Regions from separate parts of the Homo sapiens genome. Here regions 1 and 3 are each linked to region 2. Evidence: chromatin contacts called from ENCODE Hi-C data. All regions are on one chromosome and are shown on one strand. Each heading gives the region's core, a stretch centred on a gene start or an enhancer-like site at or near the end of the contact. The rest is flanking DNA. Distances are from core to core; before and after follow the strand shown.

What was found. Hi-C counts contacts between places; a loop is a spot of excess contacts on that map. Pooled maps may share reads with other maps.
Region 1: a pooled map shows a loop between it and region 2 (4-fold over the local background). The contact joins the promoter of SNAPC1 here to the promoter of DHRS7 in region 2. A Hi-C loop is called at or near these places in 6 of 50 pooled maps.
Region 3: a loop to region 2 is called in a pooled map, with 4 times the contacts of the local background. The contact joins the promoter of HIF1A here to the promoter of DHRS7 in region 2. A Hi-C loop is called at or near these places in 5 of 50 pooled maps.

What each region holds. Positions count from the first base shown.
Region 1 is chr14:61,760,981-61,763,775 of GRCh38, forward strand. SNAPC1 (small nuclear RNA activating complex polypeptide 1) reads left to right here and starts at 1,440. Exons shown (of 10, transcript NM_003082.4): 1 at 1,440-1,608. The coding sequence starts at 1,481. RefSeq lists enhancers at 1-178, 179-922, 766-855, 923-1,666, 1,667-2,410.
Region 2 is chr14:60,163,885-60,166,691 of GRCh38, forward strand. DHRS7 (dehydrogenase/reductase 7) reads right to left here and starts at 1,514. Exons shown (of 7, transcript NM_016029.4): 1 at 1,293-1,514. The coding sequence starts at 1,425. RefSeq lists enhancers at 978-1,037, 1,228-1,277 and a silencer at 1,478-1,747.
Region 3 is chr14:61,694,044-61,696,816 of GRCh38, forward strand. HIF1A (hypoxia inducible factor 1 subunit alpha) reads left to right here and starts at 1,470. Exons shown (of 15, transcript NM_001530.4): 1 at 1,470-1,796. The coding sequence starts at 1,762. It overlaps HIF1A-AS1 (HIF1A antisense RNA 1), which reads right to left and starts at 1,780. Exons shown (of 2, transcript NR_047116.1): 1 at 1,664-1,780. RefSeq lists an enhancer at 789-1,158 and silencers at 1,229-1,528, 1,829-1,928.

The sequences.
Region 1 (2,795 bases), core at 190-2,689, 1.6 Mb after region 2:
GATTAAAGTAGGGTACAGTCAAAGGAATAGGTCAGAGGAGGAAATCGCAGATTGATGTGAAGGCGTTGGTAATGTTCTGGTTCCTACACAGGTGAAAGGTGTACAGGTGTTTAACTGCTATGCTTTTTATCTCACACATCGCATAAATTTTTCTGTGACATAAAATATTACATAACATTTAAAAAACAGGTCAAGAGGGCAGGGTGCAGTGGCTCACGTCTGTAATCCCAACACTTTGGGAGGCCGAGGGGAGCGGATCACCTGAGGTTAGCAGTTCGAGACCAGCCTGGCCAACATGGTGAAACCCTGTCTCTACTAAAAATACAAACAAAACAAAACAAAACAAAATCCGGTTGGAGTGGTGCATGCCTGTAATCCCAGCTACTCGGGAGGCTGAGGCAGGAGAATCGCTTGAACTCGGGAGGCGGAAGTTGCAGTGAACCGAGACCGCGCCACTGAACTCCGGCCTGGGCAACAAGAGCGAAACTCCGTCTCAAAACAAAAAACAAACAAATCCAAACAAACAAACAAACAAACAAAAACAGGTCAAGGATCAGAAAAGTAAAGTGAGTTGACACTCCATTTACACACAGAAAGCCCAATGTTTTTCTATTATATCAGGATACCTCTTCTAAAGAATGATAGCTTACCTTTCAATCAGAGAAATGATCTAAAGTTCAAAATGTTACTCCATAGCTAGCTCCTGGAGGAAGGAAGCTAGGTGGCAGCGTGTACACAAAAAGGCAATTCATCCAAATAATAATATAACAAGAATATAACAAGTAGGTATTTTCTGCTAAGTGCTATGTAGCACAGGGGTGAATGCGTGGCAGGGCAGGAGGAGGGCTGTTTACAAGAGGGTATGAAATGCAGCTCTTCTTTTCAAGAGTGGTTGCAGAATGCCAGGGCTACAAAGAGAGGGCCGCACATTAAGCATCGTATTATGTGGGTACAGAGTATTAGGGTTCTCGATGACCAGAAGGAGAATGAGTGCAGTTTGTTTCCTAGCAAGCCTTCTTTAGCTTCTCTTCCCAAGTGGGAGTGGGGTTGGGGTTGGGACTGTTCTTTCCTAGCTCAAAAGTTCACTTATGTCACACTAGGGTCAGTTTAAAGGAGAGTGCTAGTAAGGGTAAAGTCAAGTTACATAACCTAGCGGAAAATGAAGACCTAAAACCGCTCGTGAGCAAACACAACACTTTAGACGTAAACCTCTTCCAAAGAAGGGTGGATCTCAGCACTCTGGGTGAAAGCAATCTCAGCCAGTAAAACATCAGAACGCTTTCACGCACGCGCAGTAAGCACACGACCGGTGGCAAGAGCCCGGATAAAGGCGGAGCTAAAGGTGCCGGATAATGCATCACGGAGCGCGTGTGCGCACGCCGTAGGGGGCGGGCCGTTCGGGCTTGGTTTCCTGGGCGACCACCGCTGGCTAGTCCGTTAGAGGCGTGCGGGCTTCGGAGGCGTGCGGGCTTCGGGTGCCATGGGGACTCCTCCCGGCCTGCAGACCGACTGCGAGGCGCTGCTCAGCCGCTTCCAGGAGACGGACAGTGTACGCTTCGAGGACTTCACGGAGCTCTGGAGAAACATGAAGTTCGGGACTATCTTCTGGTGGGTGTTTCTTGTCCACCACCCGCCTCTCCCTGCCCGCAGGTGGTGTAGAAAGTTGCCTCCTTCCCGGCGATATTGCACTTGTGAAGGGCTGAGAAGAGCGGCAGTCACCGAAGGTTGCCTCCATGACTCCTGGACCTTCCCCTGTGCTCAGGCAACGCGCTTTCCCTGCTCTATTTCATTGTGCCCTGATGGTTGTTGCGGCCTCCTCCCAAATATGCGTCTCTGCCTGGCCTCCCTTCTAAACTCCTCTCTCCCATCTCCACCCTGAGCCAGGCCACTATCATTTGCCCTTCCCCAGTCTTGTTCTAGGACCTGATGTTTAAAAACACACAAGCAAAGACAAAACCCTTCAAGATTGAATTAATTTTTCCTCCAACAACCAAAGTTGTCTTTTTTTTTTTTTTTTTTTTTTTTTTTGAGACGGAGTCTCCTTTTGTCGCCCAGGCTGGAGTGCAATGGCGCGTTCGCGGCTCAGTGCAACCCTTCGCCTCTCAGGTTCAAGTGATTCTCTTGCCTCAACCTCCGGAGTAGCTGGGATTACAGGTGCCCGGCACCACGCCCGGTTAATTTTTTGTATTTTTAGTAGAGACGGGGTTTTACTATGTTGGCCAGACTGGCCTCGAACTCCTGATCTCGTGACCCGCCCGCCTCGGCCTCCCAAAGCGCTAGGATTACAGGAGTGAGCCACCGCGCCCGGCCCAAAAGTTGTTTTTCAAAAGTGCAAATTTGATTATGTCACTCCCCGACTTATTACTCTGTAGTGGTGCCCATTGCCTTTGGGATAACGCTTGAATTCTCTGACTTGCCAAGACCATTCCTCACTGGCCTTTGCCTATCTCTCCAGCTTCGCCTGCCAGTCCCCTCCATGCACTCACTTTCTTGCTCCAGCAGCTGCTTTTTTTTTTTTTTTTTTTTCTTTGGGCCCTCTACAGGCTTTTCCTAATCCTGGAGTTTCCACCGCAACTCTCTTGTTTTGTCCACCTTATTCTTCACTCAGGGTTAAGCTCAAATGACATCCTCGGGGGAAGTCTTTTTTGCTCTTCTAGACTGAGTACGCTGTTCATGTTTTTTCCCCGCATAGCACCCTGTTTTTATTTTATGTCACCGCTTTCCACATTTTGTTGTAATGGTATAGTTGAAAAGGCAGTGTGGGATTGTTAAGGGCATAGGTTATGGAACCCAAT
Region 2 (2,807 bases), core at 264-2,763:
CAATAGGCACACATATTCCCCCGCTGAGGTGGAACAATCGATCAAGAGAAAGCCCTTGGTTAATGAAGTTGTGCAGTATTTGGGATTCCTGCTTTAAAAGGAGAAAGCCCAATCACTTGCCATAGTTTTGTAGCACTGCTGTGGCGTCCATGTTGTGTATTTTTCGTGAACTCAATGTCAGTGCTGCACATGCTATACCCAAGAAAACCCAACCAGAAAAATGAAATACTAAGGAATAATATTTTCTCGGGTGGGGTTAAGCTTTGGAGGGGCACAAACCACTGTATTACCAGATTTTTTTTTTTTTTTTTTTTTGTCCACAGGAACCAATTCTCACCTTGGGATCAATATCACCCCCCTCAACGCCCAACCCATAACGCCCCCCCCAAACATAGTCTATCTTTCGAGCTACTATCTCTTCCAAGCAAACTTTGTAACATGCTTTGAGTATTTTTATACCAGAAACTTGGTCCAGGGAAACCCCATTTCCCCAAGTCCTTAAGGATCCAAAGCCTAGCTTTCGGTAGGTCATTTAATTTCTCTGAACATCAGTTTCCCTATCTGGAAAATAAGATTAATAATGCCTACCTTGTAAGAGTTGTTGTAAAAGTTAAATGTTATGTGTGTAAAGCGCTGAGCCAACATACAGCAAATGTACACGATGTCAAATATTAAGCAAGACACAGATAAAGTGAGATAGGCAGTATGCCAATAATGATCTCGCTCCAGCAAACTGCCATTTTTAGTTCTTTCTAGTGTTTGACTAGAATGAGTAAGTAGGTGAAGGACTTCGGATTATCTCAGATTTTATTTCAAAACTGCAGGAGTGGGAAGTGGAGGACAGACTACTTCAGGTAGTAGAACGACCGGGCTTCCGGTACTTACAAAGGAGTTTCCCTTACAAACGCAGGGGGACGCTCACTGTTTCTCAAAGTATCGTCCTCTGAGACAACACCAGAATCCCTTGAGTCCTGCGTAAGATGTCAGAGTCCTCAGGAGCACCGCCGACTCCAGTGCTCTCTTAACAGTTTGGCACTCCCTGGAGAGGTTTCCTAGCCTGAATGGCAAGTCCATGCCATCTTCCGACCAGTACAGAAGACAAAGGGGCTTTTTAGCCCTCGCCTCTTCCTCCCCAACCCGCAGCCCCTGCGTAAGGGGCAGCCGGGCCTTCGGGAAGCTCCACGCAACCCACAAAGGACCCGGGATCACTGCAGAACCCCCGGAGACCCGGACACGCCTCGGCAGCTCCGAGCCCGGCCTCCCACTCGGGAGAGGCTTTGGCCGGTCCTCACCTGGGCGTCGTCCCTGCCACTCGGCCCATAGTAGCGTCAGGTCGCCGTCAGCCCTCAGGAAGCGCAGCAGCTGCACCAAGAGCAGGAGCAGCGCGCACAGCACCAGCAGCCACAGCAGCAGCTCCCAGTTCATTGCGGCCGCGCACGCCCAGCTCGGGGGGAAGAAGACGGCCCGCACCAGAGTCGCGTCGCTGCCCTGCGGGATCGCAGCGCCACCCCTTCGGCCAGCCCAGAGCCGCACTGCCCCGGCTCCGCCCAGGGAGCAGGCCGGGAGGAGGAGCGGCTCGGGCGCGCCGGGCTCAGCACTCGCGGCCCCACTCGCGGTCCTTGGGCGGCCCGCGCCCTCATGCGGCACACCCGGCGGGGCCGGCAGATTGCTTGAATTCAAGTGTCCGAGACCAGCCTGGGCAACATGAGGAAACCCTGTGTCTACCAAAAATAAATAAATAAAATTCCAGTATTTTTAAAGAAGCTGATTCAAACATAAGCTACATATTATACTACGTTATTTCCTCTCTGTACAGGGACACTATCAACGGCCAGGAGACAGATAGAATCATTCTTGCTTGGCCCCTCTTCTCCATTCCTATTCAGAAAGAACATCCCCTTTTCAAGCTTCAGTATCTTTTCATGAGGTCGAGAAAGTGCTGAAGAAAGACTGTGGCTATCACTCAAGACCCCACAAGCCAAGGCAATGGTCCCTCCATGGGGACAAGGTCCTTTTACAATTAGAGAAAAAAAGACTGAAGCCATGTGCTGTGTTGGCACCTTACAACCTGATTCTGACCACACACAAATTTACTCTGGTGTCTGTTTGGCAACCAAAGCCTAGGTTGGTACCAAATCCTCCCCTTACCCAAGCCATTATTCACATCCTAATGTAAACAGCAAATAAAAACAGAGAATGTAATGAAAACACCAAGGTCTTGCCTACTCTAATACACAAAAGAGTAAAATACTGTTTTTGATTAATTTCCGTTTGAAATGACCTTCAAAACATTTAATTGCTTCCCACTAAATACCTACATGTATTTGAGGCATCAATAGTAGCATCTTTCTTGTTTTCAAGCATTTGAAAGCAAGAGGGTTTTCCATTCACAAGCCTCAGAGGGACCCAGTTAGAGTGCATAGAAACTAGGCCATGTATGAGAACGACCTGTGGCCAAATGGAGAAAGTTCTGGGCGTTGATGCAGTAGAACTTTCATCCTCTTCATTTCCTAGAGTACTTTGTGTGCTCTGATGTCAAAGGCTCTTCCTTGGCTGAAACTAAATATGACTTTAAAACAGTCATGGAAATAAAAGAAGCAGTGACTTCCCTCCCCAGTGTTGTTTTCTTTTTCTAGTCTTGCCTGCCAAACTTTTGTTTTTCTTTAAATGTTTTGAAGAATGTTACTTGCAGTAATCAAATTTCCTTAAATAGCTCTTCCTTCTCTTTTTAAATCCTATTATAAACCCCCTACCTGCCTCCCCACCCTCATCCTTCTCTAAAAAGCTTTTTGGGGTTATCTGGACTC
Region 3 (2,773 bases), core at 220-2,719, 1.5 Mb after region 2:
AGTAATTATTTTTAGTTCTTTCTTCTCTTCAGGCATTTCCCATGGTTCTTTTCAAGACATAATACATATCATTTAGTGTTGTAGATCTGAAAAAACAAAAGTAGCGTGAAGATCAAAAATTTTCTAAAGAGACGGAGTCTCGCTACGTTCCCTAGGCTGGAACACCCAGGCTTCTCCAGCCTCACACCTCTGAGTAGCTGGAACCACCCTGTCCGCTAAGGTCAATGTTTAATCGTATCTTTGTAGGTCTACTGACCAGTTAAAAAGAGGTGCTGTATACATTGGTTGTTGTCTTGTCAGAGTTTGATGCTTCTATATAGACCATTGTTTTTACATGCTAATACAATTGAAAGCCACTACAGATATTTATATTTACAACCCAAAGCTAGGTTTTAACAAGAAACTCATAAGGCAAAGGTGAGAAGTAAAATAATTTAGCGCCAAGTGGAGATATATGTGCAATGCTACTTTGTTGGGCTCAAAACATATTTTTCTTTTAGAAGACTGACAGGCTTGAAGTTTATGCCTCCAAAGACAAAAGTGATTATGTTTTGTTTAGTAGCTTGCAAAGTTGCCAAAGGCCATTTTTTCTACTCTTTCCCTGAAATTGGTTTATATGCTTATTAAAGTCATTTATACCTATTTGCAAATGCTTAACATAGTTTCAGATTTTAAGATTTCCCTGCAACTTTATTTCCCTTGAAGTTTACAGCAACAGGAGTTCATTTTTATTTTTAATTGCATTTATTCAGTAAGTAAACTCCGCCACAGAAAAACTTAGTAGACAAGGTGAGTTCCCCTGTGCTCCGTGGCAAAGAGTGCGGTGGGTGACATTGACCCATGGTTAGGTAATCTGGTAAGGAAAGACCCCGTTGTAACACATCTGAGCAACGAGACCAAAGGAAGGGCTTGCTGCCACGAGGCGAAGTCTGCTTTTTTGAACAGAGAGCCCAGCAGAGTTGGGCGGCAATCGTGCCCAGCACTGAGGCCGAGGAGAAAGAGAGCAGGAGCATTACATTACTGCACCAAGAGTAGGAAAATATGATGCATGTTTGGGACCAGGCAACCGAAATCCCTTCTCAGCAGCGCCTCCCAAAGCCGGGCACCGCCTTCCTTCGGAGAAGGCGCAGAGTCCCCAGACTCGGGCTGAGCCGCACCCCCATCTCCTTTCTCTTTCCTCCGCCGCTAAACACAGACGAGCACGTGAGCGTCGCAGCCCGTCCCAGCTGTGCCTCAGCTGACCGCCTCCTGATTGGCTGAGAGCGGCGTGGGCTGGGGTGGGGACTTGCCGCCTGCGTCGCTCGCCATTGGATCTCGAGGAACCCGCCTCCACCTCAGGTGAGGCGGGCTTGCGGGAGCGCGCGCCGGCCTGGGCAGGCGAGCGGGCGCGCTCCCGCCCCCTCTCCCCTCCCCGCGCGCCCGAGCGCGCCTCCGCCCTTGCCCGCCCCCTGACGCTGCCTCAGCTCCTCAGTGCACAGTGCTGCCTCGTCTGAGGGGACAGGAGGATCACCCTCTTCGTCGCTTCGGCCAGTGTGTCGGGCTGGGCCCTGACAAGCCACCTGAGGAGAGGCTCGGAGCCGGGCCCGGACCCCGGCGATTGCCGCCCGCTTCTCTCTAGTCTCACGAGGGGTTTCCCGCCTCGCACCCCCACCTCTGGACTTGCCTTTCCTTCTCTTCTCCGCGTGTGGAGGGAGCCAGCGCTTAGGCCGGAGCGAGCCTGGGGGCCGCCCGCCGTGAAGACATCGCGGGGACCGATTCACCATGGAGGGCGCCGGCGGCGCGAACGACAAGAAAAAGTAAGCCCATTCCCTCGGCCCGCCGCCTTCTCCCCCGGCGACCCCGCCCGCCTGCCCGCCCTGGGCTCCTGGGCCGGCCTCGGCGTTAATGGGATTGGGGGGGGCAGCCTTTTTGTTTCTGCTGCTGCTCCCCTCCCCTCTCTTCCCCCAACCTCGCCGGCCGGGCTCCCCCGCTGTCCACGTCGCCATCTTGTCGTGGGGGGTGGGAGACGCCTCGAAAGTGCTTTCAGGGGCCGGGGTCTGAGCCCTGCTTGCCCTCCCCGCCGGCCGTGGGGGCCTCGCGCCGCCCACCTACCCGCCTCAAAAACCCAGCCTGCTCTGTGGCCCCATCCGGAGGGGACTTTACCCAGCCTGAAAACCCCGGGAAGAGAAATGAGCTGCAGCTCGGTAGCCGCGGTTTGCACCCGGAGCTTCCGCTCCTTCCCGCCCCCATCCTCTCCAGTTCCATTGAAAACTCGGCCCTGGGGCGGACCCTGCACGCTGGTCCTGGCTTTCCAGTGGACTTGGGGCCTTGAGTTCCCGACTGAGGGACTCGCGTGGTCGGATGCGATCTTGTCCTGTAGTTGTCCAGCCGTCGCGGGTGTCTTTGCCTTTGTGCATTAGGGATTTGCCGCGATGGCCTTAAGATGCGAACTTTTTAGTTTGCACGTGCAGGTTTTGTTTCGTTTTAATCGCCTTGAAAAACTTGCCTAGACTGAGAGTCAGAGTAATGGGAATTTAGGGAAATGGCAACATTTTAAAGAGAACTTCAGAATTGGATACTTGAGTTCATATCACCTGTCACGAGAACGCAGATATTATAAATGAATATATGCCTCATTCATTCTTCAAATAATGAAAATGTAGGGGCTGGTTAAATTTAGGCAGTTTTAATGATACTGAAAAAAGTATATGATGAGTGAATGAAATGCGGCACTAAAATGTTGCAAAAATTTTCGAACTCTGTCTCATTTTCCTGAAATTGAAGTATATTAAAG